2 separate regions of the Homo sapiens genome follow, and region 2 is linked to region 1. Evidence: chromatin loops called from intact Hi-C (ENCODE). Cell type or tissue: PC-9. All regions are shown on one strand. Each heading gives the region's core, and the rest is flanking DNA. Links, peaks and the distances in the headings are about the cores only. Region 1 overlaps CHST11 (carbohydrate sulfotransferase 11). Region 2 overlaps CHST11 (carbohydrate sulfotransferase 11).

Evidence for each region. Hi-C counts contacts between places; a loop is a spot of excess contacts. Peaks named below come from ENCODE experiments on the same cell type or tissue, not always from the same donor. Only the 100,000 strongest peaks of a DNase experiment are listed, where the experiment ranks them.
Region 2: it touches region 1 in a loop (8-fold over the local background); 5 of 110 quality-filtered maps call a loop at or near these places.

Annotation. Positions count from the first base shown.
Region 1 is chr12:104,586,928-104,591,319 of GRCh38, reverse strand. All of the region lies in intron 1 of CHST11 (carbohydrate sulfotransferase 11), which reads right to left. Among named protein-coding and RNA genes, the nearest start is that of MIR3922, 2.5 kb to the left of the region's middle. In PC-9, for the core only: no CTCF peak of the experiment used is centred there; a DNase peak (open chromatin) is centred at 2,699; H3K4me3 peaks cover 2,609 bases; H3K27ac peaks cover 4,000 bases.
Region 2 is chr12:104,670,159-104,674,550 of GRCh38, reverse strand. The region is part of intron 2 of CHST11 (carbohydrate sulfotransferase 11); the gene reads right to left. Among named protein-coding and RNA genes, the nearest start is that of MIR3922, 81 kb to the right of the region's middle. RefSeq lists an enhancer at 2,536-3,140. In PC-9, for the core only: no CTCF peak of the experiment used is centred there; DNase peaks (open chromatin) are centred at 1,820 and 2,570; H3K4me3 peaks cover 1,094 bases; H3K27ac peaks cover 4,000 bases.

The sequences.
Region 1 (4,392 bases), core at 264-4,263:
TACCAGCGGCCAGAATAATCTTCTAGAAACGTAAATCAGATCATAACAGCCTTCCTGCTCCAAAGACCTGCCACCATCTTAGAACAAAATCCAAAGTCTTTCCACGGCCCAGAGGCCCCCCATGATATAGCCCCGCCTGCCTCTGCCCCTCCTCCACCATACTGGTCATCTTGCTCTTTCTCCAAAAAACCAAGCATGAGCCTCAGGGCCTTTGCACTCACTGCTCTGTCAGCCTGGAGTCCCTCTCCCAACACCAACAACTGTTCTCTTCTTTACTCTGCCCTCTGACCGCATCATCAGGTCCCCAGAGAGAGCTTCCCTGGACACACTGTCTCCCATGGCCTCACTTCCTCTCTCTCCTGTTCCTCCCATTCTTTGCTATATTCTTTTTTTTTTTTAAGACAGGGTCTCGTTCTCTCACCCAGGCTGGAGTAAAGTGGTGCGATATTGGCTCACTGCAACCCCCACCTCCCATGTTCGAGCAATTCTTGTGCCTCAGCCTCCCAAGTAGCTGGGATTACAGGCGTGTGCCACCATGTCCAGCTAATTTTTGGCATTTTTAAGTACACAGGGTTTCACCATGTTGGCCAGGCTGGTCTTGAACTCCTGGCTTCAAGTGATCTGCCCGCCTCAGTCTCCCAAAGTGCTGGGATTACAGGCATGAGCCACTGCGCCCCGCCTGCCATATGCTTCTTCAAGGCATTGATTCTCTCCTGTCTTTTTATCTTAAATGCTTTATTGGCTGTTGTCTGTTGCCACCACGAGACCCTAAGTTTCATGAGCAAAAGGACTTGGACTGTCTTGTCTATCACAATATCCTCGGTTCCTAAAAGGGGCCTAAATTCAGGGCTGAATGAATAAATGAATGAATGGAAGTGCCTTTCCCAAAAGACAGGAAACTAAACCGTTTTGAAATACAGTCACCCCAGTCCAAGGTCTTCTAAACTTTCCTGATAAGAGTCATCCGAGGTACTTATTTAAAAAACATATATTCCCAGCCCTTCTGAATCAGATTCTCCTACAAAGGGGCCTGGGAAGCTTCAAGCTTGATGAGCACCCCAGGGGATTTGTATCTTGGAAGAGTCTGGGGATGCTGGATCAGCTAGACATGAGGAACAGGTGCGCACATAGACAGCGCACGTGCAGGCCATCTGGAGAAGAGGAGGGGGAGAAACTGTGCCAGATGGGGCCAACGAGGCCAGGGGCCTGGGTGTAGGTACTTACAAGGGTCATGCGGCACCTAATAGCCAAGGGACGGGCCAGCTAGGGTGAGGCATCTTCATTTATTTATTTATTTATTTATTTAATTTTGAGACAGAGTCTCGCTTTGTTGCCCAGGCTGGAGTGCAGTGGCGCCATCTTGGCTCACTGCAGCCTCCTCCTCCCGGATTCAAGCAATTCTCCTGCCTCAGCCTCCCGAGTAGCTGGGATTACAGGCATGTGCCACCACGCCCAGCTAATTTTTGTATTTTCGTAGAGACGGGGTTTCACCATGTTGACCACGCTGGTCTTGAACTCCTGACCTCAGGTGATCCGCCTGCCTCAGCCTCCCAAAGTGCTGGGAACTTTAAGTCATCCCAGAAAAGGATTTGAGGCCAAACCGAAAAAGCATTCATTTGATTCTGTAGTCAAACCAGAACCCTTGAATAAGTTCTTCAAGGCAAGAAATAATACAACTGCAGTTTTGCTTTTTTGTTATTGTGATAAAATACACATAACATAAAATTTACCATTTTGACCACTTTCAGGTGTCCAGGTCAGTGGCATTAAGTACATTCACATTCTTGTGCAACTATCACCAACTATACATCACTTTGTACTTATTAAATAACAACTCCCCATTCCCGTCTCTCTTGTCCCTGGTAACCCCCATTCTATTTCCTGTCTCTATGAATTTGAATTTTTTTTTTTTTTTTTTTGAGACAAGATCTTGCTGTGTCACTCAGGCTGGAGTGCAGTGGTACAATCTTGGCTCACTGCAACCTCTGCCTTCCAGTCTCAAGCAATCCTCCCACCTCAACCTTCAGAGTAGCTGGGACTACAGACACAGGCCACCATCATTGACTAATTTTTGAATTTTTTTTATAGAGATGGGTTTCGCCATGTTGCCCAGGCTTGCCTTGAATTCCTGGACTCAAGCAATCCACCCACCTCGGCCTCCCAAAGTGCTGGAATTACAGATGTGAGCCACCAAACCCAGCTGAATTAGAATATTCTAAGTACTTCATACAAGTAGGATCATACAGTGTCTGTCCTTTTGTGTCTGGCTTTTTTCACTTAGCGTAATGTTTTCTAAGTCCATCCATGCTGTAGGATGTATGAGAATTTCGTTATTCTGACATATTATTATTCTGAATAATATCCCATCATACATACCACTATTCATTCATCCACTGATGGGCATTAGGGTTGCTTCCACCTTCTGGCCACCGTGACTCATGCTGCTATGAACACGGGTGTTCAGGTATCTATGCAACTCCTGGCTGCGGTTTTGCTTTTTAAGCTGTTTTGCTGGGACGTGGAGCAACACCCTGAGGCGGAGCCCAGAGGCTGCTGGTGAGCAGGTTGGCTGGTGGCCTCCAAGTTGGTGCTGTAAGGATGGCAGGTGGGCAATGGAGCATGGCTGTCATGTACAGAACTTTAGAACAGTGACCTTAGGTCAAACATCACCGGGATGGACTTCAGTCAGCTCTCACTTAACTAAGTCTTAAAGCTGTTTGTGAGCCCGAGGCAGGCAAGGAAGGAATCAAGACATAAGGAAGCCACCTGGGTGGGTCTGGTCTTTGGCGGCAAGACATTGGAATGAGCCAGTCTGTGACTCAAGTCTGGGTCATAGGCTGCAGGAACCCACTCAGAGCAGAGCTCAGTTCTGAAGAAAGCAGCTTCAGCCTTCTGAGGCTGTAACCCGAAAAGTGGCTTGAGAAGGTGACCCCAATATTGTTTGAGATGCCAAAATTGTTTTCTTAAAAACCTAGGATGATTGCAAATGAAGTGCAAAAAATGTCCAGAACTGGTAAGTACATAGACACAGAAAGTAGACCAGCAATTGCCTAAGGCCAGGGGTGGGGATGGCAAGTGACAATAAATAGACACAGAGTTTCTTTCTAGGGTGATGGAAATGTTCTAAAATTAGACTGCGGGGATGCTGTACGGCTCTATAAATATGCTAAAATTCATTGAATTCTACACTTAAAGTGGGTGAATTTTACATGTAAATAGTATTTCAATAAAACTGTTTTTAAAATAAGTATAGAGATGTTTAAGAATCAACCCATAATATTAATATTTTCAAGATTTTGGCCTCTTTGAATAGATCTACATTGCAATACAATATGAAAGACTTAATTGAACAATTTATTTGATTTGAAATTTTAAGCTGAAATCTAAGTTTATATATAATACTAGAGCATTTTAAAAAACCTAATCTCCTCCAGCCCGGGTGACAGAGTGAGACTCCATCTCAAAAAAAAAAAACAAAAAACAAAAAACAAACTTAATCTCTAACGAATTGAAGAGTCTGAAACAATAAATAAATAAATAAATAAATAAATAAATAAATAAATCTTAAGATTCACCATATTTCTAAGTTTGAGGCATTAGATTTCTATTATGTAAATACTTGAGCCGGGCAGGATGGTGAACACATGTAATCCCAGCACTTTGGAAGGCTAAGGCGGGTGGATTGCTTGAGCCCAGGTGTTCGAGACCTGCCTGGGCAACAGGACAAAACCCCATCTCTACAAAAAATACAAACACCACCAAGGTGTGGTGGTGCACGCCTGTAGTCCCAGCCACTGGGGAGGCTGAAGTGGGAGGACAGCTTGAGCCCAGGAGGTTGAGGCTGCAGTGAGCCATGATCCTGCCACTGCACTCTAGTCTGGGCAACCGCTTGAGACCCTATCTCAAAATAAATAAACAAATGAATAAATAAATGCTTGTTCATTAATTGGGCAAATGAAGTATTCAAAAATAACTGTAAATAGATGACATTTTAGATGCAATTTAAATTGTTATCAGAAGATTAAGTGTGTTAAAGGACCAAATATTAATTAAAGGCCACCCTAAATGTATCTGTTGAAGGCTTATGAATAGAAGAGTAAGATTCGAAATTTAAAGGTAGCTTCCTAGATTTGTGAGTTTAATTTTATTAGAAGCCTTTTCTGTATACCACTGTCATCACAGTGACATGAAAAAGACCTCACATTAACAGAGAAGATAACTGATAGGAATTGGCATCTTCAGGCTGGCCTAAGGGGCGGAGGGTGTGAGTGTCTGGGGTAAAGGAGAACCAGCCCCTACCCCAAACCTCAGCATAAATTGTCCCTGAAAACCCCCACAGTAGTAGAAGAACTTTATTGCTGAGAAACTTAAGACGCTGTGGAAAAAACGCAG
Region 2 (4,392 bases), core at 121-4,120, 83 kb before region 1:
GACTCAAGAGGGCCTGGGTTTGAATCCCAGCTTCACCACTTATAAACTGGGTGATACTGGACAAGAAGTTACTGAACACTTTTTGTTTCTTGGGCCTTGTTTGTTTGTTCATCTCTAAAATGTGGATTGTAACAGCACCTTCCTCGTTAGGATGCAAGGATTAAGTATAAAGTCCTTACAACAATGCCTGGCACAGAGTAAGTGCTATGGCAGGGTGGTTATCATTATAGAAACACTGGTTGTCGTAGAATTAGTGATCTGGTTCGGATCACTCTGACAGACCACTGAGAGAAACAAGGCAGCATTTTAATGAACAGCTAAGAGTTTTAAACACACAAAGTTAGAATCTACCTGGAAATCTTTTACTAGCAGAACAGCTAAGGTTTGATTCTGTATTAACAAACATCCTCCCCAAAGAAGCCAGCAAAAAAATCCTGCTCTGGGACCGCAGTCTGAAATGTACAGCCTTATCTGTGCTGGAAACTGCAGAGAAATCAGACTCAGGGGAGGAAATCGACTAAAACTAAGTGCAGGCCATTCAACAGAGGCCGGGAGAGCTGACAGCAGAGGAAAACCGAGCAGCCATAAAGACACGGGCAGGGAAGAAAGATGCCACCAACGTCTGTGGAGAGGCAAGACTGTAACATGCTGCCTTCTCACTGCTCAGCCAACGTGGATTGATGCAGAACATGTGTCACGAGGCTGACCACATTTAATCTTTCAGCAGCCCTTCCAGGGAATGTTCTGCCAGACTCAGAGAGGTTAAGGAACTTGCCCAAGGTCACACGGCAACAAATTCCAAGTGATTTTAAGTAGGTCGAAAAGTCGAAACAAACGGTTTGTGAATGTGCTGTGCTACATGTTAAATGAGTTGTCTAGGACAGTCTCATTGCCTGGGGTAGCTTCCAATGATGATTATGATGCCATGATGATAATCACCATAAGAATGGTTGATATTTATGGAGTGCTTTGCTAATTGCCAGATAGCACTCGAAGCACTGTACTTACATGAACTCATTTAATGCTCATAACAAACCTATGGGTAGGTACTATTATCATTCCCATTTTACAGGTGAAGAAACTGAGGCCCAAAGAGGGTAAGTTACTTGTCCAAGTCAAATAGCTAAAAATAGGTGTCACCACATGTGTATTTTTGAGAAAATGCTCTAGGCTCACCCTAGAAAGCCTCAAGTCAGTGTTAATCCATGTAACAAACCATTCCATTAACAGGTACAGTAGGCTGAATGGTACCTCCCCAAAAGATAGGTCCACATCCAAATTCCCAGAATCTGGGAATGTGACCTTCTCTGGATAAACGGTCTTTGCAGATGTGATTAAGCTAAGGATCTTGAGATTATCCTGGAGTGTGTGGGTAGGCCCTAAATATTAATGACGTGTCTTTATAAGAGACAAAAAAGAAGACAGAAGAGGGGGCAGCAACGTGTACATGGAGCAGAGAGATGGGGCCCCAAGCCAAGGAGTTTGGCAACTGGGAGAGGCAAATAATAAATCTTCCCTTAGAGTCTCCAGAGGGAGTACAGCTTTGCTGACACCTTGATTTTGGACTTCTGGCCTCCAGAACTGGGAAAGAATACATTTCTGTTGTTTTAAGCCACCTGGTCTGTGGTGATTCATTATGGCAGCCTCAGAAATGGTGGGGCAGGTATGGCCAAGCATCAGGGTTTCAGAGTAATCCTCACGCCTGGGTGTCTGAGTGGTGGCAGCAGGAGAACAGAGGTGCCATGCGGGAGGCATGTGAAATCTGGGGGAGGCTCTTGGCTTGGAAAGTGTAGGAGGGAGAGTCACAGTCAGAATCACGAGCCAGTTTTCCAGCCAAGAAGGCTGCCCAGCAGAGCATACGCTTGTTGCCATGCACTGAGCTGCCCGTCATGGTGAGTAATCTTGCCCCATTGGGAGGTTACTCCTCCCGAGGTCCCTTTGGAGGTGGTGAAGCCAACCATCCTCACATGTTCTATTCCTGAAAGAGGCCAGGGCCAGGCCAGCTTCCAGCTCTCAGAAACACCTGCTCGTGGAATCAATGGCCACAAGGCATGGGATAGCTGATAAAGGGGTTTTCCTTCAAAGTTTTTCATTCTCTGCAGTATTTTGGCAGAATTTGCCAGAAAGCAGAAAGCAATGGTCTCTTTATTCTCCATTTCTGGAGCTATCTGCTCCTTTCGCCCCTCTCTGCAAAGACACTTGCCACAAGACAGCTGGACAGCCGGGCCCCTAATGGAGTCCTGCACACACATCACTCACACGAGCCATTACTCCGCAAGCCAGAGCTGACCTTGGGGAGAGAGGGACAATCCCCTCTCTCCCACACGGTCCACCCCCCTGTGCAGGCCAGACAGGTCTCAGGGAGGTAGGTTTCCAGAAAACGCGCTTCCCTGACATTCCTGGGCATTTTCATTGTCAGGGATGGAGAACTCGAGCTACCCAAATTGTATCAAAACATCTGAAGTCAGAGCAGAAATCTTAATGCTCCTTCCTCCAGGGCTGATCATTACAATATTCCTTAATGGGTAGGACATGGTCACTGACGGGTCAGAAGGAATGCTGCCTGGGAACTGTGCCAAGGCCTCCTGCCAAGTGCCAGTTTTGCCCCATCCCCCAACCACACCCCAGTTATGGAGAGGAAACTGATGAGTCACTGGCCGATTTGCTAACTTCAGTGTCCCAATGCCACACGCCTACAAGGTGACAAAGGGGGTTTCCATTTGGCTGTTGAAAGCCTCTTCTCACATTATGCAAGAAGAGGGCTGGGGGCGGGGAGGAGAGAGAGACAGAGAGAGAGAGAAAAAGAGAGAGAAAGATAGAGATTGGGTAAAATGTCTAAAATTCAAATCATAAGTTCAAGGGGGACTTTCTGTAAGTAAAGGAATCTTTGGTGAATAAAGTATCACCTCACTTTAAACAGTGGCTTTGCTCACACTGTAGGCGTTCTCTAGGCTGCCTGAGATAACTGTCCTGGCCCGTTTGCTGCGAAACCTGTGGGGGAAGCGACAGGACTTCCTAGACCGATCACAGTGCAGTGGGCTAAGAGCTTCCATGATCAAAACCATGATCGCGCTGGTAACAGTAATGATCAGTAGACAGGCATTCCAAGCACTTGATGTGGCTCTCCTCATCGAATATTCTTAACAACCCTAAGAATCAGGGCAAATACTGACCCCACTCTGCAAATGGGGAAATGAAGGCACAGCAAAACCAAATAACTTGCAGAGCCAAGATTTCAACCAAGCAGCCCTGCTCCAGGCTTTTCCCTACCACCCACACCCCATGCTTAGGATCACGGGCGCAGCAAGAAGCCGTGTCCAGTCAGACTGGAGATCACAAGAGGCTTTGCGGAGGAGGGTGTGCCCATGGCCAGCAGACTAGCTGTCAGCTAAAAGGAAAAGGTCATCTGCTCCCACCCCGTGTTAATGAGAAAAGCTAAAACTAGCCATTCTCTACCATCTCATCTCCAGTATTCCAATCTGGTGATTATGTTTTCAGCTCTGAACATGATCTTAGGGCTTCTCACCTGCCCAACACCCTCAGAAGGCAGGGCAGGAAATCCATATGTGGGAAATCAAAGAAACTGAAAAGGCAGAAGCAGAAACACAAAGCTGGAAAAGAGTGTGTGTGTGAGTGTGCATGTATGTGCATGTATGTATGTGTGTGTTTCTGTTGGTGTATATGTATAGGTGTGGGGGGTATGTGTGGGAGTGTGTGTGAGAATGTATGTGTGGGTGTGTGTTTATGTGGGGTGTGTGTGAGAGTGTATGTGTGGGTGTGTATTGGTTTGTGTATGTGAGGGGTATGTGTGGGAGTGTGTGTGTATATGTGGTGTGTATGTATGATGTGTGTGTATGCAGGGGTATGTGTGAGAGTATATTTGTGTGTGTGTGGGTATGTGTGGGAGAGTGTGCATGAGTGTGAGTGCGTGTGTATGGATGTGTTTGTGTGGGAGTGTGTGTATGAGTGTGAGTGCATGTGTGGGTGTGTATGTGTGGGAGTGTGTGTGTAAGTGTGAGTGCATGTGTGTATGGATGTGTTTGTGTGAGTGTGTATGAGTGTGAGTGTGTGTGTGTGTGGGTCTGAACATATGCACTTGCACATGTGTATATGCTCCATGAAGGAGGCTATGTTGGGGGTGGGTGGAGGAAATGGAGGCAGTTCATGGACGGTCTGGAATAGAAAAGCGGGGAAGGACCACCCTGCCCTGGGTGCCGTGCAGAGGCAGAGATTGCTGGTGGATTCAGAGTGGTGGGGAAGCCCCTTGGTTTTGAGGACTCGCTCTGCTACAGCCCTGTTAGCATCCTAAGGACTGAGGAAGTTGGGAGACCACAAGGCCTCTGTGGGCTGCTCTCACCAGAGTGCACCTGGCCAGGGTGGACCCCCCTTCCT